2 separate regions of the Homo sapiens genome follow, and region 2 is linked to region 1. The links are chromatin contacts, found by Hi-C or POLR2A ChIA-PET in ENCODE. All regions are on one chromosome and are shown on one strand. The core of a region is the stretch at or near the end of the contact, and the rest is flanking DNA. Distances in the headings are between cores, read along the strand shown.

Region 1 (6,477 bases), core at 2,099-4,598:
GGCTGGAGTGCAGTGGTGCAATCTCAGCTCACTGCAACCTCCGACTCCTGGGTTCAAGTGATTCTCCTGCCTCAGCCTCCCGAGTAGCTGGGATTACAGGCATGCGCCACCACACCCAGCTAATTTTTGTATTTTTAGTAGAGATGGGGTTTCACCATGTTGGCCAGGATGGTCTCGATCGCCTGACCTCGTGATCCACCCACCTCGTCCTCCCAAAGTGCTGGGATTACAGGCGTGAGCCACCGCGCCCGGCCTGGGGAACCATTTTCTAAATCTCCCAGGCATGCGTCAGGTCTTACTGTGTCTCCATCTGCACTTTTTCACTTCAACGGCCATCTACATTATTCAATAACTGCACCAATTGTTCGTTATACGAAACTGCATTCTCTTTACAGAGCATCATTTCAAGCAGGCTTCAGTTTTTGCCACGCTTGTTTGACGGGGTCTAAATGTGCCTATTCTTCCTTCCTGTCACTTTCATCCATTCAGTTCTCTCATGAGACTGAACATGTTTGAAGAGAGAGACCCTTAACTATACAATCAGACTAGGATTTCCCTTTAAGATGGAGTTTCCAGGAATGAACTCTGCTTAAAAGCAGAGACCACCTCTTTGGGAATGTGAGGGAGAGAAATAATCAGCTTCAATTTGTGAAGAACCATTTATCATGAATGCTCTGAAACCATGTCTGTTTTAGATCTTTTCTCCAGCATAATTCAGTGATTGCACATATATCATCGAAGCTTCCTAGACTCCTGGGCTCAGCAGATGGCCCCCCAGAGGCCAGCTTTTCCATTTCTCATAGTATACTTAGGCAAAGACAGAGTGTCATTTTAGCACTTTCCTAGTTGGTATTTTTAAAAATATATTTTTGTACTGTTTAATGCTAGGTATTTAATACCTGGGAGTACTTAAAACCCTAATGGCAAGTTGAATTATCACTGCTTTGCAGCCATGGAAGCTAAAAGAAAGCTTAGAAAAAAATGATTTGGTGCATGTGTCATCTTCAGTTCAAGGTGGAAGGAGAAACCTGAGTCCTTTGACCGTATCATATTGACAGCGTGACTTCTTCCTAGCGCATCTGAGTATATTGAAGTTATTATTTAGAAAACTCAGCCAAGTCTCTCTGTTCTCAGATGCTCAACTCTAATGCCTCCAAAGCACAAAATCAGAGTAGCTCAAATAGGGCAGCAGCTTAGTTTGGATAAATCATGTCAGTCCCTGGATGATTACTGTCCTTATAAAGTAGGGGTCACACCCCCCAAAGAGCAGTGCAAAATCTCTTGGAAAATGTACATGGGAGATGCAAAAAAGAATGCATCTGCAGTCATCTCTTTATATCTATGTGGAGATTATCTGTTTAACAAGCATTAAATGAGAGGTTCATCTCTTTTTTTTTTTTTTTTTTTTGACAGAGTCTCATTCTACAGTCCAGGAATGCAGTGGTGTGATCACAGCTTGCTGCAACCTCTACCTCCTGGGCCAAAGTTGTCCTCCCATCTCAATCTCCTGAGTAGCTGGGACTGCAAGCACACAGTACTAGGTCTGTTTTTTTGTTTTTTTGTTTCTTTGTAGAGATAAGGTCTCACTGTATTGCCCAGGCTTGTCTTGAACCCCCGGGTTCAAGCTCTCTGTGTGTCTCAGCCTCCCAAAGTGCTGGTATTACAGGTGTGAGCCACCATGCCCAGCCTGCATTGTGTTTTGTCTTGGGTTCACAGTGTAGGGTTCACATTCGGACCACTGGTGCAGAAGAGGGTAAATTTAAACCCCTTCAAGTCACAAACTTGCAGGTATACGTGCTAAGTGAATAAAAGGAGGGAGTTCAAGTGGCTCACAACTATAATCCCAGCACTTCGGGAAGCCGAGGTGAAAGATCGCTTAAGGCCAGGAATTCAAGATAGCCTGGGCAACATCTCAAGATCCAATCTCTACAAAAAATCTAAAAAACTTTTTAAAGGTGAGGGCAGTGGTAAACAGTATAATACACTGATTTTGTATTTAAAAAGGAAAAAGGAATAGGGATACACATATACCTACTTATTTGCATTGTATCCATGATGACTACATCTGAAGGAATGCACCAGAAGCTGGAAACATTGTTCCTAGAAGTGGAAGATGGGTGATGGGAGGAAGGAGTAGGAGGGAGGATTTCTACTTTATATCGTTGGTACCATTTTAAACTTTAAACCATGAGAACGTATTACCTATTCACCAAAGAATCAATACAATTTGATGTAAAACATCATGCAACCTGTTCCATGGCAGGGTCAGTGGCTCCAGGTCCTGGGAGTAGGAGAGCAGTAGGTTGGAAAGGGTTGTTTTAGAACCTGTCTCAGCCAGCCTGGCTGAGAGTTGTGACATCCTTTGACCTCAGACTGTGCTCCTCCTGCTACCCAGAGTGTGGCCAGGAGTCACAAGCTCATGTTATTTCTTCAAGCAAATGATGATGTACATCGGTTGCTGGCTGGCATATCGTGCTTTCCCAGCAAAGCAACAAGAATGCTTATGTCCCTGTCTGGGATCTCACTGAAGAGGGTTGCAGACCAAACAGAGGGAACCCCAGAAGCTGGTCATGATGGGCTGGGAAAGTATGTGCTGTAAGGGAGGTCTGAAGCCGGGAGACCAGAGGGCTCGAGGAGCCAGGAGCCGTGTTTCCAGCCATCTGAAGGGAAACCAGAAGACAGGCTAGATGAGAGCTGGGTGGACCTGTGTCCTGGGCAACCTGCAGACTTCCCAGAGCCCCTTTCCTCATCCGCAACATGGGACAGTAATATCCACAGCAAAGGTCTCTCTGGAGTTTTCTGGTTTACGACTTAATGCATGCAAGATGTCTAGCACTTACTAGGCACCCTGCAGAGGTTTCTGAGTCCCATCCCCACCCCTAATCATTCCTGTCAAACCACTAAATTTGTTCAGAGTGGCCCCAGTGTGTGAAAGCTGCAGGAAAAGAGACTTGGGCTCCTATTAGAAAAGACTTTCCTATAGACAGAACCATTCAAAGGTGGAGCAATTCTGTTCTGATGGGCATTTTTCAGGTAACAGTGCTTTATTGGAAGAAACTCAAGGCTCTTTTTTCTGGGTCTCTAAACTCATGACAAACGAAGTAGGATCAAAGACCCCTGGGCCCCATCTCAGACATGGCCCTTCGTGGCCCCTTCCACCTCACTCGCCTCTCCATTCCTGTCCCTCCTCCAGCCAGCCTGTGCAGCTCCCAGAAAGGCTCAATTAAGAAGGCATTTCCAGACCTCGCTGCGGCTGGCACCACCACATTTTTTGCATTCTCTGCCTCTGCGGCTCCTGGAGGCATGAGGTGTGTATCTGCCTGTGTGTGTGTCTCTTATCTACCTCAGGAGAAAAGGACACGAGTCTTGTGACTCAGCCTAAGAGCAATTTCCTCCTTTGACTTCACATTTCCAATTGGAGGGACCCTGGGTTCCAGCGATAACCGTGAGAGTGTCTTCTTAGAGCGAATGTCCTTAATTGTGCTCTGACTTTCCAGGGCTTCTGAGCAGGTGCTGTTGGGAGTCCTTGAGAACTCCAGAATAAGTGAGGTCTGATCCATGCTCCAAACGCAACTACAGTCAAATAGAGGGGATACACACTTATGTTCGGTGTAACTCTCACACCAAACGAACCATGACAAATGCCACAGGGAGCTAAGTGCCATAAAGAATGATTGTAAATGTTAGATATAATAATGGCAAGTGGTTATGTTAAAGGGAAAGCAGTCCTTCTCAGTCAGAGATGCATGCAGATGTCTAGGTTGTTTTAAAATACTCTAGGGAAAGCCAGGCCCGGTGGCTCATGCCTGTAATCCCAGCACTTTGAAAGTCCAAAGCAGGCGGATCACCTGAGGTCAGGAGTTCGAGACCAGCCTGGCAAACATGGAGAAACCCTGTCTCTACTAAAAATACAAAAATTAACTAGGCAGGGTGGCGGGAGCCTGTAATCCCAGCTACTCAGGAGGCTGAGACAGGAGAATCACTTGAATCTGGGAGGTGGAGGTTGCTGTGAGCCAAGTTCACACCACTGTACTCCAGCCTGGGCGGCAGAGCAAGACTCTATCTCAAAATAAATAAATAAATAAGTAACGCTAGGGAAAAACATCTTAAGTGTTTTGGGGTGAGATGATATGATGTCTGGGGTTTGATTTAAAACATTCCAGAAAAAAGGTTGGAGAATAGATGAACAATTTGGCAAAACATTGATAATTGTCATTATTAAAGCTGGGCGTGGGTATAAGAGAGTTTGTTATATCATATTCTCTATTTTTGTATATGCTTGGAAAATTCCAGAATAAAAAGTTAAAAGGAAATGAATGGTTAATGCTGACAGGAGGTGTGTGGGTCAGGGACAGCTTCACACAGTAGGTGAGGTTGAAACTGGGCTTAGAAGATGAGTCAGAGATTGGAAGTGGGAGGGATAGACATGATTTGGAAGCTCTTGTTGGCTTTATTTTTTGTCTGTAAATCCTTCTGTTCTCCTGGGTTTTCATAGCAGTGAAAGCATTTCCCCCTCCAGGGTGTGACCTGCCCTTGTTTCAGACACCCCTTTGGATGGGGCCTCTCAGTGAGGCCTTCTTTGGCTGGCAGAGCTGGAGCTGTCGTGGCCCTGACCAGGTCTGCAGCCCCCACCCCGCTTCCTTCCTCCTCTCTCCCCCTCCATGCCCCGTCTGGGGAAAATTATCCCAGCTCCAAGTAGTAAATTTAAGGCCTTGGCAGCCCTCCCACAGATGACTCCCAAATTATCCCATTCCAAGGGTGGGAGTGGGGAGGCCAGAAGTTCAGGCCCGAGGCATTCACCCAGTCGTTTGAGAGCTCCGGGCGCCATCTGCTGACGGCACCCGGAGCTCCAGCTTGGAATGAAGGCAGGGGGTGTGCTGGAATTCACCAACTCCAGAACAAGGCCGGTCTCAGATCTCTGAGAATGAAGGGGATGCACTGTTTGACAGACACCAGGCAGAAAAGGCGAAGAAAGAGGACGTGTGTGCGTGTGCCTATGTGTGTGCCCGAGTCTGCGTTTGTGGATTTATGCATTTTATGCATGGCGACTGGCTGCTGGGCTGGGGGTGTTTTGGAGGGTGTGTTGGGATGGTCTGCATGCTTCTGTCATTGTTCCTTAGGGTGAGTATGTGGGCCGTCTCCAGAGTAAAAAGACAGTAAATAAGAGGTAATCAGACCCAGCTGTATCCCTCCGAGGGAAGTCTCCAGATGTCCTCCCATCGTTAATCCTCAGCCCAAACATGGGTGATAGGTGACTCGGTTGATTGCATTTTCAGCTGGGGAAAATGAGGCATGTGGCATAACCAGAGCCCTTAGTGAGAAGACTGGCTTCACCACAAGCATCAAATAACCTGGAGGCAAAGACCCTGGAGGTCATTGAGTTCAACCTTCTTACTTTGCAGAGAAGGAAGCATGAGTTCAATGAAGGGGAAAGCAAAAGAGATCCTATTAGATTATCCTTCAAGTCCTTCTCAGCCATGAGTTCTGATGGGCAATTCCGCAACTCACCAAGCCCAATATTTGTGCCAGGAGGGTCCTGGGCAGCTGCTCTCCTGCCTTGCCCCATCTCTGCTTTACCTCTTCTCTATTTTCTCTCCTGAAAGAATTTCCTGGCCCATAAATCCTGAGAGATTTATTATTTCCTGAGGCATCCCTTAGTTGGAAAATGTAGCTTTACAGTCGCCGACTCAGGACCACACTGGGGTCCCAGCTGTTAGCGTGGGAGCACAATTTCTCCTGCATGGTAGTGGGGAGGACGCCAGCCTTCCACCCATCGCAGAGGGGCCACCAACATCACTAGTTACATTTCCTGGCTTCTAACTAAAGCTGCTGAAACACCAGCTCAGAAGTTTCTCTCAGCAAGTTGTAAGAGCAGCCACAAAGTCTAAGAAGAACCAAAGAGCTTGGTTTCTCTCCTCGCCAGCTGGAAGCAGGGGACCTGGGATCTTCCTGTCATCACGATTATTTCTTCTCTCTAAAATGACTGCTTCTGACTCTAGTCTTTTCCCCTCCAATGTGAAAAAAAAAAAATTCCTAAAGCACAGCTCACCTCAAAATCCTGCAGGCAACACCTCCTTTTTTCATATAGGATAAGTCCAGATACTTTTATGGGTTCTTCAAGCACCTCAAACCATGACCCCACATCCCTCCAACACCTTCTCTTCATATTTTCCTATGTGCACTGAGTTCCGGCCACACTGGCCCCTTACCTGTTTCTAGTTCCACCCCCAAGGCCGTTCTGCATCTGCATTGACCATACTGTCACTCACAGCTCCCTCAACCTCAAATGCTCCTTTCTCTGTCTCTAAATGTTGAGATCCCATTTCCCAAAGACCTATCTCAAATGCCATCCTTTCCTGGAAGCCTTTAGGGACCTCCTCCCTCCAAACTAAACAATCCCTGTTGAGTCTGCTGGTGTTGTATTCGGCTTGTACCTTTTCACATTCTTCTAGGCTGCCTTATTTTACAGCTCCTTCT
Region 2 (6,477 bases), core at 1,579-4,078, 510 kb before region 1:
CATGCTGACACGTGCTTGCCCACAAGCGCCCCGGGCCTCTACATCTCTTGGTAGTTTAAAGCTCTATTTTAGTCTCAACTAGCAGTTTCTCTCACTGGTAGATCTAAGTTCTAAGACTATTCAATGGGTTCTGTTTCTTTTTTTAAGAATTAAAAAAACTGTTCCAGTTAATTCACGGTCACTATGAAAAAAATAGGCAGGACATGTAAATAAAAGATTAAAATATATACAAATCAAAGAAGGAAGTACACCCAGGCCAGTTATCAGGCAAGCTTGCCAGACATCAATCCAGCAAGAAAACGATAGTGTGCTTTGAAAATGCCAAATCCGGCCGGGCGGGCGGCTCCCGCCTGTGATCCCGGCACTTTGGGAGGCCGAGGCGGGCGGATCACGAGGTCAGGAGATCGAGACCATCCTGGCTAACACGGTGAAACCCCGTCTCTACTAAAAATACAAAAAATTAGCCGGGCGTGGTGGCGGGCGCCTGTAGTCCCAGCTACTTGGGAGGCTGAGGCAGGAGAATGGCGTGAACCCGGGAGGCGGAGCTTGCAGTGAGCCGAGATGGCACCACTGCACTCCAGCCTGGGCAACAGAGCAAGACTCTGTCTCAAAAAAAAAAAAAAAAAAAAAGAAAAAGAAAAGAAAATGCCAAATCCGGCCAGGTGCGGTGGCTCATGCCTGTAATCCCAGCATTTTGGGAGGCCAAGGCGGGTGGATCACCAGAAGTCAGGAGTTCAAGACCAGCTTGACCAACATGGAGAAACCCCGTCTCTACTAAAAATACAAAATTAGCTGGGCATGGTGACGCATGCCTGTAATCCCAGCCACTCGGGAGCCTGAGGCAGGAGAATCACTTAAACCCAGGAGGCAGAGGTTACTGTGAGCCAAGATCGTCCCATTGCACTCCAGCCTGGGCAACAAAAGTGAGACTCTGTCTCAAAAAAAAAAAAGAAAAAAGAAAGAAAAAAAGAAAATGCCAAATCCATTACTTCTTTGGGAACCTCAGGTGTAACCGCTGGTGTGCTGTGGATGACACAGCATCACTGGGATCTGGTGCCTGGTATGAGCTGTGTGAAGGAGTAGGAGTGTGCTCACCCATCCGCAGGGCCACCGTTGGTCACTGTCCTACATTTTCCCTCCTTGCTCCCAGGGCTAGTCCTGGTTAGGTGTGGGCGGCAATCTGGGGACAGCAGTCAGCTTGCTGTCTGCTCCACTCTGCAACAAACTGCCTTCCTCAGTGCCCACCCCAACGGAGAAGGAACAAATGGTCTTCTGTTTGGATGGAGGAGAGGATTTGTATCTGTTCTCAGCTGCCTGTGGGTTTGTGCTTCCCACCTGCCTGCCCAGGCCTCATCTGATGTATCAGGAGTCCTCTGGGCGGGCACCAATGAGGGCAGCCTTTCAACTAATCCGGGGTGCCACCGAGGAGCTGGAGTGCGAGCTCTTTGGCCCTATGGGAAGCTCCCCTGGGAGGCTGCACTCTTTTCTACCAGTGAATGTTCTTTCACCCACTTCCTGCGGGCGCTGGCCAGATCCTCTGTGAGCAGTGGAGCTTGGCATGGTTCAGCGTGGAGCAGCCCTCCCAGCCACCCAGGGAAATCTCTCCATTCAATTACCTCCTGGCTTCCCACGCGTGGCCCATTAGCCTTGTCTGGGGCTCTTATGCATCAGGATTTATCATTGTGCAGCACCTGCGGGGGAGCTTGCCCCAGGCTTTGAAGGTCCTTCTGCAGAGGAGCTTAGGCAGGAGCAGGGGGCGCACGGAGGAGGTTTCTCTCAGTGGAGGAGCACGTGCTATGATTTCCTAGCCTGCTGTTGACGCTCCATTGCGGTCCTCATCACTTCAGAGCACTTTCATTCTTATTTTATTTTTAAATTTTTAAAAGAGACTGGGTCTCTTTTGTTGCCCAGGCTAGAGTACCGTGCTGTGATCACAGCTCCCTGGAGGCTTAAACTCCTGGGCTCAAGCAATTCTCGTGTCTCAGCCCCCTGAGTCGCTAAGACTACAGGTGGGCATCACCATGCCTGGCTAATTGATTTTATTTTTTAGAGATGAGCTCTTGCCACGTTTCCCAGACTGTGCTTGAACTCCTGGCCTCAAGCAATCCTCCCACTTCAGCCCCAAGAGTTGCTGGGATTACAGGGGGAAGCCACCTTGTCCGGCCCAGAAGCACTTTTCAAAGCCTCTTACGTTGGATGCTGTAGGTTCCATGCGACAATGACACTAATTATGATTTAAGCAGCACCTACTAGAAAGGAGCGTGTCTCATACATTATTGATCACTCTTAAAACTGCCTAGCTCCACGTGGTGGCTCACTCCTGTAATCCCAGCTCTTTGGGAGGCTGAGGCAGGCGGATCACCTGAGGTCAGCAGTTCGAGACCAGCCTGGCCAACATGGCGAAACCCCCTTTCTCTACTAAAAATACAAAAATTAGCCAGGCGTGGAGGCGCGTGCCTGTAATCCCAGCTACTTGGGAGGCTGAGGCAGGAGAATCACTTGAACCTGGGAGACGGAGGTTGCAGTGAGCCGAGATTGCACCACTGCACTCCAGCCTGGGTGACAGAGTGAGACTCCATGTAAAAACAAACAAACAAAGAACCCCAAACTGCCTAGCTCCATTTTGTTCAACAAGAGGCTCAGAGAGTATGTTTGAGGTCACCCACGTGTGTATTTTACGTCTAAAACCTCTCCTGACCCTCGAATGACCCACTCCTGGCTGTAGTCAGTTAGGTCTGTTCAGCCGCAGGAGAGGAGGCTCACAACGGCCAGGCAGGCTCCGATCTTCTCAATGTGGTCCCTCGCTGTGGCGGCTTAGCTTAGATCTTCTCTCAAACTCAGGCCGCTAGAGGGTCCCCACCGGGAAAGGGACACGCCAGGGCGTGGGGCAGGTCTGGAGCGGCCCGGGGCCGGGTGGATCCCGGCGCTCTGCTTTTACCTGGCAGGCGGGAGCGGTCCGGCGGGGCGTGGGCGCAGCGGGGGCCCGGGGCTGGAGGGGAGGGGACGGAGGGGGCAGGAGGGGGAGGGCCGGGAGGAGCCAGCAAGCTGGCGGCGGCGGCGGCCTTGAGCCACTGGCTGGGGCTGGTTGTGGCCGAGGCTGTGGCGAGAGGCGGGGCCGCTGGTGTGGCCAACGAGCCCGTAATGAAGCCCGGCGCCTGAGTCCCCTTTGTTCCCGGGGAACTACTTAAAAAGCCCCCTCCTCAGTCCCCGTGCGGGGCGAATGAGGACAATGGCCGGAGTCGCAGTGGGCAGAGCGGAACGCCCCCTTCAGAGAGGCCTTTCCAGCCGCGCGGCCCGGGGGACTGCAGGCGGGGCGCGCGCTGCCCTTCGAGGCCAAGAGGCCAACGGTGAAACAACAAAGATTTTTTTTTTCTTTCTTTTTTCTTTTTTTTTTAGAAAGAAATCTCGCCATTGCCGGGAATGGGTAAATCACTCAGGCCGCGTGGGTCCTTGGCAGATGGCAGAGGCGGCTTCCCAGTCCCCCACCTGGCACTAGAGGGACGGGGCGCGCACCCAACGGTGGCACGCATCGCCGAATTTTCCTGAATGCCGCTGTGGCACATTCCTGGCCTTTGCAGTTATTAGGAAATGAGAGGATCTTTTTTCCTTCTACTCTCCCCTCCCCCTGCCTTCGTTTTTCTTCCAGGCATGGAATTATCTACTTTAGCAGTTCAAAAGACATTCCATTCCCATGACAAAGACAGAAAGGGGTGATGTTGGCATACTGTAGCCCTCTTTCTCATAGGGAGACTTGAGCAATAAATCATAATGAATGAGAATTTAAAATAGCATTTATTTAACCTTTAATAGTACACCTTGCTGATTTTCAAAGCGTCACCAACAGCTTTGTTTTTCACATTCCCCAGCAAGGGTCCAACTCAAACTTTGAGCAGACAGTAGCGAATTTTATTCCTCTCATATATTCCTAAAAAAAAATGGGTTGAGGGGATTCGTGTTCCGCTCCCTCTCAGCTCTTAAATGTCTTAAGTCTATCACTGAACAAAGACTGACAGAAGATTTTAAAATAGAATGCAAAACTATCATCACAGCAAATATCTACTTACATCTTTTTTTTTTTTTTTTAGATGGAGTCTCGCTTTGTCGCCCAGGCTGGAGTGCAGTGATGCGGTCTCGGCTCACTGAAGCCTCCTCTTTCCGAAGCCTACGCCTCCCAGGTGCAAGCGATTCTCCTGCCTCAACCTCCCAAGTAGCTGGGATTACAGGCGTCCGCCACCACACCCGGCTACTTTTTTTTTTTTTTTTTTGAAACGGAGTCCCGCTCTGTCGACCAGGCTGAATGGAGTGCAGTGCCGCGCTCACTGCAAGCTCCGTCTCCCGGGTTCACGCCATTCTCCTGCCTCAGCCTCCCGAGTAGCTGGCACTACAGGCGCCCGCCACCACGCCTGGCTAATTTTTTTTTTTTTTTTGTATTTTTAGTAGAGACGAGGTTTCAGCATGTTAGCCAGGATGGTCTCGACCTCCTGACCTCGGGATCCGCCCGCCTTGGCCTCCCAAAGTGCTGGGATTACAGGCGTGAGCCACTGTGCCCGGCCCTTTTTTTTTTTTTTAAAGTAGAGACGAGGTTTTGGCATGTTGGCCAGGCCAGTCTCCAACTCCTGACCTCAGGTGATCTGCCCGCCTCAGCCTCCCAAAGTGCTGAGATTACAGGCCTGAGCCACTGTTCACGACCCCACGCCCAGCTCTACTTATATCTTCTATTTAGCACTCTTCTTTCTGGCTTGGAACCCACCTATCTCTTTTCCAGAGGCAATGATATACACAGGTATCCACCTTAGCTCACCCAAGACGGGCTCACACCAGTGAATGCCAGAGTATCTGGAAGTGGTTGATCAAAAACATTCTCAATAATGGGTAATCCAGCAGGAGACACCAACCTCGACAAAAATGAAAGGTCAGGGGGATTTTCCCCCAAAAGAACGGAATATTCTAAAAGTTTGAACACCTTTTAACAGTCTTGGGCTTTCATCCCTGTGTGTGTTGCAATTTACAGTTGTGCTTGAGGATGGGAGAATATCCTAGGTCATTGTTTTCAGTAAGGGTCATTTTTAGCTTCTCAGAATGTGACTCTGGTATGTTCCATTGCACAGGTATTTTTCACAGTTCCCTAGGCCTGACTGGTCTGAGAGTATTTAAGGCTGCCCCAGAGAGGAGCCCCTAGCCAGGCGATTCCCGGCTTGTGCAGGAATCGCAGTGGAAGGACAATGGGCCAATTACTAGCAAAGCCTGCGGTCTCCCTGGGAGAGGTTAAGGAGGAGAGCACATGGCCTTTAAGCTACCGTGTCATCTGTTCTGGGGCTTAATCAAGTTATCATATCACCCCAGTGTCTCCCGGCTTCTATCCATCGATTTGAATGAAGACAAAAATTTGCAGACAAATTTCTAGCAGCAGGAAGTTGGTGCTCTCCTGTGAGGCTGGATGAAAAGCACCTGTAACCTTGCCGGCCTCCATCTAGCTCCTGCTGGGAGCTGCTTCAGGCAGCAGCCTGCTGGATTCAGAGCCTGCCTGTCAGTGGAAGCTGGGCTCGGGGGAGGATGCTAGTATGTGTTTCAAGAGAATGGCCTGGAGCAGGCTCAGCTGTGGCTAGGACGGCACAATGTGGCCAGCTACTGGGGAATGGGTAGGTGGACACTGTCACCTTCCTTTTGATATTGACCTGGAGTCATATTTAAGTTAAGACAGAGCTGGCGTGCAACAATCCTCATGATGGTTTGAAGGGAAACTGTTTCTGTCTCTGGAGGGAGGGTAAGAGTCAAGGAGCTCTCCCACACTGCCATGAAGGCCAGACCTCTACTCCTCTCTGAGCTGGTTTCCTTCTCGGTGAAGCTCAAGCATGTAGTAATTTGCATCTAATCTGCAGGGTGGAAGAGAAAGGAAGTTTGATGTAGTAGATTGAGCATTGTTTGGGAGTCATAAGACATGTTCTAGACCTAGCTCTACAACTTGGGTAAGTGGCTTAGCCGCTTTTTTTCTTGGTTATTTCGCGTATAAGATGGGGATAATGATCCAGGCTGTTGCCTACTTCACAGGTTATGAACCAAGGAGATGAAAGATGCTGATCAGTCAATGAAAAAAATTTAAAAACCACATTACTAGTGCCTCTAAAGCCCTGCCAGCATCTATGCCCTGTGATTCAACATCACAAAGAGGGCTAGGAGAAGAAGAAAGTTATTAATTGGCATTACTATAAAAGCATTCCATCCTGAGAAGAGGTTCATCACTGAATGTGAATTTCATAGTCATTAGCAGAAAAAGCCAGAGGGTATGAGTTCAACACTCTGAGGTGGCTTGTTGATCTGATCAAAATCAACTTTTCTGGAGTCCACAGAAAATTAGACTTTTTGACATTCTGCTGAAAGAGTCATATCCCAAAAAGGCTGGATGGAGACCTGGTCAATAAATCACTTCTTCTCCCGCCCCTGACCTTCACACTGTTTATGTCCTTCAGCCACTATGAC

Evidence for each region. Hi-C counts contacts between places; a loop is a spot of excess contacts on that map. ChIA-PET counts read pairs that join two places held with the same protein, here RNA polymerase II (POLR2A). Pooled maps may share reads with other maps.
Region 2: a map of PC-9 shows a loop between it and region 1 (9-fold over the local background). The contact joins two enhancer-like sites. A Hi-C loop is called at or near these places in 6 of 168 maps with a recorded cell type or tissue (HL-60/S4, PC-9, astrocyte of the cerebellum and 3 more) and 3 of 50 pooled maps. POLR2A ChIA-PET finds 5 or more read pairs at or near these places in 6 of 52 experiments (A673, AG04449, Caco-2 and 3 more).

Annotation. Positions count from the first base shown.
Region 1 is chr3:193,779,307-193,785,783 of GRCh38, reverse strand. No RefSeq gene overlaps it. Among named protein-coding and RNA genes, the nearest start is that of LINC02038, 61 kb to the left of the region's middle. RefSeq lists silencers at 4,270-4,564, 4,817-4,876. Within about 2 kb of position 3,348, at least 11 of the 41 ENCODE cell types and tissues checked have a DNase peak (open chromatin) inside an H3K27ac peak, as active enhancers do; they include A673, HCT116 and PC-9, where a contact is called at or near this core.
Region 2 is chr3:194,293,767-194,300,243 of GRCh38, reverse strand. No RefSeq gene overlaps it. Among named protein-coding and RNA genes, the nearest start is that of LINC00887, 16 kb to the left of the region's middle. Within about 2 kb of position 2,828, at least 20 of the 41 ENCODE cell types and tissues checked have a DNase peak (open chromatin) inside an H3K27ac peak, as active enhancers do; they include A673, HCT116 and PC-9, where a contact is called at or near this core.